Linked DNA regions of Mus musculus: region 2 is linked to region 1. The links are chromatin contacts, found by Hi-C or POLR2A ChIA-PET in ENCODE. All regions are on one chromosome and are shown on one strand. Each heading gives the region's core, a stretch centred on a gene start or an enhancer-like site at or near the end of the contact. The rest is flanking DNA. Distances are from core to core; before and after follow the strand shown.

What was found. Hi-C counts contacts between places; a loop is a spot of excess contacts on that map. ChIA-PET counts read pairs that join two places held with the same protein, here RNA polymerase II (POLR2A).
Region 2: a map of T-helper 1 cell shows a loop between it and region 1 (4-fold over the local background). The contact joins the promoter of Wls here to the promoter of Depdc1a in region 1. A Hi-C loop is called at or near these places in 1 of 37 maps with a recorded cell type or tissue (T-helper 1 cell). POLR2A ChIA-PET finds 5 or more read pairs at or near these places in 2 of 5 experiments (Patski and embryonic stem cell).

Annotation. Positions count from the first base shown.
Region 1 is chr3:159,493,574-159,497,006 of GRCm38, forward strand. It overlaps Depdc1a (DEP domain containing 1a), which reads left to right and starts at 1,860. Exons shown (of 12, transcript NM_001172092.1): 1 at 1,860-1,993. The coding sequence starts at 1,946.
Region 2 is chr3:159,837,888-159,841,295 of GRCm38, forward strand. Wls (wntless WNT ligand secretion mediator) reads left to right here and starts at 1,763. Exons shown (of 12, transcript NM_026582.5): 1 at 1,763-2,160. The coding sequence starts at 2,055.

The DNA of each region.
Region 1 (3,433 bases), core at 610-3,109:
TGATTTCTGAAAACAAGAATCAAAACATATCTTGTCTGCAGTTAATGTAGATATAATACAAATGCATACCATAACAAAGCAAGGGAAAATAAATGAGACTATCTGGTAAAAAGTTCACCAGATACCTTATGGGGAATAAACTATAGAAAGCAAAACTAGATATAAATATCTTCATGCACACTGCAGCTATCTACAGAAAAATGATTATTAAAATCAGAAGCAAGATTAACAGGAGTAGATTTGTCATGTTTTAAGGTGAAACTCATACTTAGAAGGCAAGTAACCTGGATTATTATGCTTTGCCTGTACAACTTCATATCACTCTTAAAATCCCCTTAAAACTCCATTCTACCATGGCTTCATGATTCTGTTTATTTTCTCAATAAACACCCTCTCTCCATGTGGCTCACTCTAAATCACAATCAGCTCTGGTATTTCCTTCTTAAACAGACCCTACCAAAAAGAAAGGCTTCATAACTTTTCCACACATTCCACATAGTTCATTAAGGTTATCATAGTGATTTAGAAAATACATCATTGATTTATTTACTTCACAACTTATATAAATCATGAATGTGTGCTCAGTGTAAATTTAGGCAAATTAAGAGAAAAACTTCTAAAAGAGACAACTTTTTTTGCATAGAGTAAACCTTTACAGACCCATTCATCCAGATTGATGTTCTTCCAATTTTTCAATAAATCTTCTCTTCATGAAGCTAGTAAAGCAGCGAATAAATCAGACCATATACAAATACACATATTAGTAAATACACATACATATTAAAGATCGTGCAAAAGAATAAGAGAAGTAGACGGAGAAAGAAAATGTTGGTACTGCAAGTAAAATGTGGACAAGAAAACAGATGATGTGAAATTTATAAATAAATGTCAACTACTTTAAGAGAATGTTCCTTTTTCTATGAATTTCTACTATAAAGGTTAATTTCCAGACTTTTTGGTGACCTTTTCTCAACAACGACAACAAAAATTCATAATGTTTTCACTATTCTGTGCAAATGATTTCTATGTCATTGTTATTATATAAATCACTACCTTTTCTAGAAGGTGATAGAAGAGCAAGTCAAAGGAATTTTTACAGAGGTGTGAACACACAAATGTATGTATCTTGGTCCTATAAAACAGTACAACTAAAGACAACTGATTTTTAAACAGTAATAATTCATCTTAATTGAAAAAATCATATTAAATCATGGCAAATATAGACATTTGGTGTACACATGTCACATAAGCCAGCACTACCCTCTAACAGGTAGGGACTGAAAGATGATAGGGAAACCTGCAAGTAAAGTCTGTTTTGATATGTCAAATAGGTATCTAAGCTGCTTGTCCAGGGTTTGAAACTTGTGTGTGTGTGTGTGTGTGTGTGTGTGTGTGAGAGAGAGAGAGAGAGAGAGAGAGAGAGACAAAGAGACAGAGAGACAAAGAGACAGAGAGACAGAGACAGAGAGAGAGACAGAGAGAGAGACAGAGAGAGAGAGAGAGACAGAGAGAGACAGAGAGAGACAGAGACAAACAGAGACAGAGAGACAGACAGAGACAGAGCTTGAAAGAAAATAAACAAACACACACCGAGGTCTTTTAGGGGTAGTGTCCGGGTGAAACCCAGCCTGGCTTATATTAACATTGCTGAAGAGCCCCTAGAATCAAGAAGGGAGAGTCGTTTCTGCTGTCGTGCCATTCTTTAGCTATACAATCGCTTTGGTTCTGTGCTCCACAGCTCTCCTGCACCACCCAGACAAGCTGTGCTCGCGTCACAGCGCCTTCCCCTCCGTGTAGCATCATGTGACTCAATGGCGCCGCCAATCAGCTTCGCTCGGAGATATTCAAATCAGCAGCGCGGCAGTTGTTTCCGACACCAACTCCAGGCCACAGAGGTTCCTGCTACCGCGCACTTTCCGCAGCCTCTCAGCCCGGCAATGATAGCATGGAGCGTCAGGGTGCTCCTCTTGGACCTTACCGGGCCACCAAGCTGGTAAGAACGTGGAGGAGAGGGACCAGAGACCGAGGTTTTCCGAGGGATCCTGGGTGTAAAAAAGTTTCCTGAGGGGATTCAGAGCTACTAGATTCGTGAGCCAGGGATCTGGTATCCCGAGTGAGCCAAGGCGCCTAGATTTCGGAGAAAGGTGCTGAGGGAAAGGTGCTGAGATGCAGCTGCTCCTGTCCGGGTCTTTGATTTGCACTCCTCTCTGGTATTTCTCAGTTTCAGATCCAAAGTGCTCTACCCCAAAATTGTATCACTTTCTGACTCTGCGAGACAACTCCTCAGATGTCTTCTTTCCCCCTGATTCGCATAATAGTCTTAGCCACTTTTCACTTGTAATCTACAGCCTCTCAGAATTAGAAATTAAAGTTTCAAGTCTGGAAGCCCAGGCATGACAGCTTGGCTTATTGACCCTATAGAATTTGTGAGTAGCACTAGGAAAGAACTATTCAACCTAAACCCCGAGTACTTTAGTAATCACTTTTAATAGTCACTGGGGCTGCGCATTTGGATTACATTGAGATTCACCTAACCTCAGTTTCCACATTGGTACAATGGCACAATACATGCCCACTTTAAGAGATTTTCTAAAAATATTCTGTGTATGAGAATGTGTGATAGTCTATAGAATAACAAGCAAATTGTCTTCTCACAAATGCTGGCCCTACTTTACCTTGTGGGAACTAAGTTTCAAAGAAGGAACTCTCTGAAAGCCACATAAATGATGGATGGAAGAACTAGAAAATGTACCACTTTCTGTCAGGGTGATCTTGATATTCTAGTGCTCAACAAGTAGTGGTGGTTATGTTTATCAGTAGAAAGGATGGAATTTAGTTTTGAAATGTACCTTAATGAGGTAGTCCTGTCACATCTTATATGAATTTACCATCTTATATGAAAGTAACATAAGCAACCCCCCACACACAAAAATGTCAAGTACTAACAAAAATTTACATAAAATAAGGGTTTTGTTGATTACCACAAGATAGATATTAATACAAGGATACTGAGGTACAGGGAAGGAAAGAACAAAGATTTATAAACAAAAAGTAAGACTAAAGTTTAAGCAAATACAAAATGTTTCAGCCTGGGAACTTACAAATCCATCACATTTCAAAAATATTGTGACATCTGTGAGTGCAGAGTCACATGTTACTTTATTACTGTGGTGAAGCAGTTCAGTACAGTTTCTTGAAAGTAATGAGAGAGGTTTGGGGAAAAATAATTATATTTACTGTTTTTCAGCTGTAAAACCAATATTGTGATCTTACACGTGATACAGTAGTAATATAATTAATAGTCTCATATATAAGGTTAATAATCTGTTTCTAACATGATTTTTTTCTATTAAAAAGTTGTGTTAATTGTATTATGTTCTAGTGTTGATGTCACAAATCTAGAAAGTTGATGTATTTGAAGGTAACTCAGAAA
Region 2 (3,408 bases), core at 513-3,012, 340 kb after region 1:
CAGGGACGGTGATATAAAAAGATGATTCTTAAAGGGCCATGAGCCAATTGAAATGAACACTTCAGTTTTAGCAATCCCATTATCCAGTTTCCAGCAGGATCCCTATGGAATAAGGATATCAATTTCTTCCTCCCTTCCCTCCTTTTTCCTTTTCCTTCCTTCTTTTTCTCTCCTCCTCCTCCTCCTCCTCCCTCTTTCTTCTTCTTCCTCTCTCTCTCTCTCTCTCTCTCTCTCACACACACACACACAGCAATTACAATTTGGAAAATCATTATACAGTGAATCACAACTACCCTGTAGTTCCTTCAGAATACTCTTGAAGTTTTGATATAATCTCTAGTGCTCAGGAAGGAAAAGAAAACACATTAAGATTGTAAGCAAATGTTGGACAAGTAACTGAAGGAAGAAGAGGACAGTAAATAGTTCCTCCACAGGAAGATGACAAGAAGCAAGAAATCAGGTATGCTGGTGGCTTTGGAAACCTGTACTGGGAGGCCAGGAGGTACCTTTATAAAGCTAATGTGTGATTTGAGTTGCATTGGCTAAATAGACAGTTTATGAAACATGGAAAAACCAGGCCCTGGAGTTTGGGTCAGCCTTATCAAGAAATCTCTTAAGATCACCACTTTTCCTTGGATGTAGTGTATCAATATAAGTAAATCTCTCAAAGAGCTAACATTCTCTTTCCTCCTCTGCCTTCCATGGGGTTTGAATCTAGGACCTCAGATCAAGTTAAACAAGAGGCCCAGATCACTTTTTAGTTTTTGTTTTGAGATAGGGTCTCTAAAATTATCCAGGTTGGTCGTAAATTACTAATCCTCCTGACTCAGCCTCCTAGTAGCTGTGACCACCCACCTGAAACTCTAACTGGTACTATTTAACATGTATACTACCTACCCAACTAAAGTCCTTTAGGCTTTTTAAATGCAAGCTGTGGGCTTGCTTAAACATTCACTCATTTATTCATTCCACCAAAGTTCATGCAGGGTCTCCTAGTGTGAGAATTTTGTTAGGCACTGAGGGGTGGGGGCAGATACAAAGAGAATTGAACTTGGTCCCAGTCTCCCAGAAATTTACAGCTTAGTAATGGAAACAAATGTGCATTCATAAGACCTTATAGAAGGTGAAAATGTGAGAGCATGATTGGAGGGGATCGACCCTTGGAACATAAAGGTGGTGTAAAAAACCAAAACAAGAATTTTAAAACAAGTCGAGTTTTCAATGAACTTTAAAGCGTTTAGGTAATAGTCAACACCAAGACTGGCAGTCCAGGGTAGAGTAAGGAACAGACGTTTGATTTGTCTGGATAATAAGGCTCTTGAAGGGCCGTGTAATGAGGAATTTAGCGGGTTATAATTCCAGGATAGGGCAAGGCAGAAGGTACCAGAACAGAGACCTTATTTCTTCTCTTTATACTTTGACTTAACTTCATTAGACTCCTTTTTAAAATTCACCTCTTTCCTAGCGTTCAAATGGCTGGTGGTGGGGTGGGTTCAACATGTAAGTTAAGGGTTTGCAAAGAGGCCCATGAGTAACTTAAATCCCATACTTTGGGAACCCGAAAAGGAAACATGGTAGAGACTGCGTATGCCAAGCCCATTTAACAACACCAGCCACCCGACCCCCCTCAAGATGTTAGCTGTTGCCGGGGCAAGCTGCAGGCCAGACCTGAGGGCGGGTAGCCAGAGCTGGCGGGAGCTGAGATCCCTGAACTGGCGGGCCAGGGTTGAGGAAGAGAGGGAGGGAGGGAGGGAGGAAGCGCGAGAGGGAGGGAGGAAGAAAGAGAGGGAGGCGTGTCATGTGATCCGCTTCCCTGCTTCTTTAAGCGTCCACTGGCTGCCGGGCGGCCGCAGTCTCAGCTCTGGGCATCTGGGGAGCCCAAGCGGCTTCGCCCAGGCATCCGCGCGGGCGCCTGCGGTCTGTCCCACCTCCTCTGCTAACGCACCCTTGAAGTTTTGCAGCACCAGGAAAAGAGGGCAAGGAAGAAGGAGAGGGGAAGCGAAAGCATACCCTAAAACATTTACTTAAAGGAGAAAAGAAAGGGGGTCGCAGAAATGGCTGGGGCAATTATAGAAAACATGAGTACCAAGAAGCTCTGCATTGTTGGAGGGATTCTTCTGGTTTTCCAAATCGTTGCCTTTCTGGTGGGAGGCTTGATCGGTAAGTGTGAGAGCTGCAAACTTTCCCCTTTCCCTTTCTTCGGCCCTTCCCTCTTTTGCCTCTTGGGCTACTTGTTACAGTATCGCTGCCTTGCCTCTATGATCTAATTAGTCCGGCTATTGTGCTTAAGAAAGCAGAGCTCCATGGGGCTCCATGGGGCACAATCCAGTCTAGTGGCAAAGAGAAAAGGAGGGGAAAAGTTTTGGCCTAGTTTCAGTATCCACTTGAAAGGCAGGAGGGGGTGGGGGTGGATCTTAAGCATGGCGACGGATCGCGAGGAAGTGCTGGGTCGCAAAGTTGATTGCTCCCCGTGCTCTTTCCCTCGCCCGCCCCCCTTTCCCTCTCGGTTCCCTTCCAATCAGCACCGGGAGGGCAACGTAATCGACTTTATTAGGAATAACAGGGGAGTCGGGAGCTAAGCCCTGTGCCAGCCGCGAGCTGTTACTGGCTGTGGCTTGTGTAAATGCATTAGGTTGTCTCGGCGAGGGACTAGAGCTGGTTTTAGGGTCTCAACCTTTAAGCCCTTGGCTTCCATGCCGCCACCCCACCCATCTCTGGCGGTGGACTTGTTTGAACTGAGGACTCATAGAGTGGTTTGGGAGAGTCCTGGCCCTCTCAGCACGAACTTGGAGAGGGCGTAGGAGAAAGCCTGTCTGAAAGGTGTTGCTTTTGCCTCTTGTCCCCTCTGCCATCTCCCCTCCCCCTCTGCTTTGAGCCCCAAGATCCAGTGAGTCTGAAGCCTGAGGTCCTCCCCTGGCGCCAGGAGGATGTTTCCTGCTCCCTCCTGGGCTGCCCTCAGGTGACAGCTCCCAGGCGCCAGGGAGACTTTCTCAGTGCGCACCAAAAAAAAAAAAAAAAAAAAAGGCTTCGAACGTAACTGACCTTCTGCCTTAGGATCCACTCGGAAAACTCAACTTACTCCTACTGTCTTTTCCACCTCATGTCCCTTTCTCCTCAAGGTTCCGGACATCCTTGGACAAACTTCAGTGCCAACTTCGGAGCGGGCGCTGCTGGGCAGCTTAGCTTCCTTGGGGCTGGCTGTTGCTCTTGGCTGGGTGGAAGAGCTCAAGCAGGGGTCTGTGCTTCTTGAGGGAGTCCCTGGGCAGCGCAGGAGCTCCCTTGAGGGGGTGAGAGTAGTGGGTACGGTGTTTTTCCTATAGACTAGGGTGTGTTGGGTTAGCATTCCAGAGTGTCTGGTAATGGCAATCTTTGTAACACCAGGCTAAGTGTTTTAAACAAAGGAGAGGA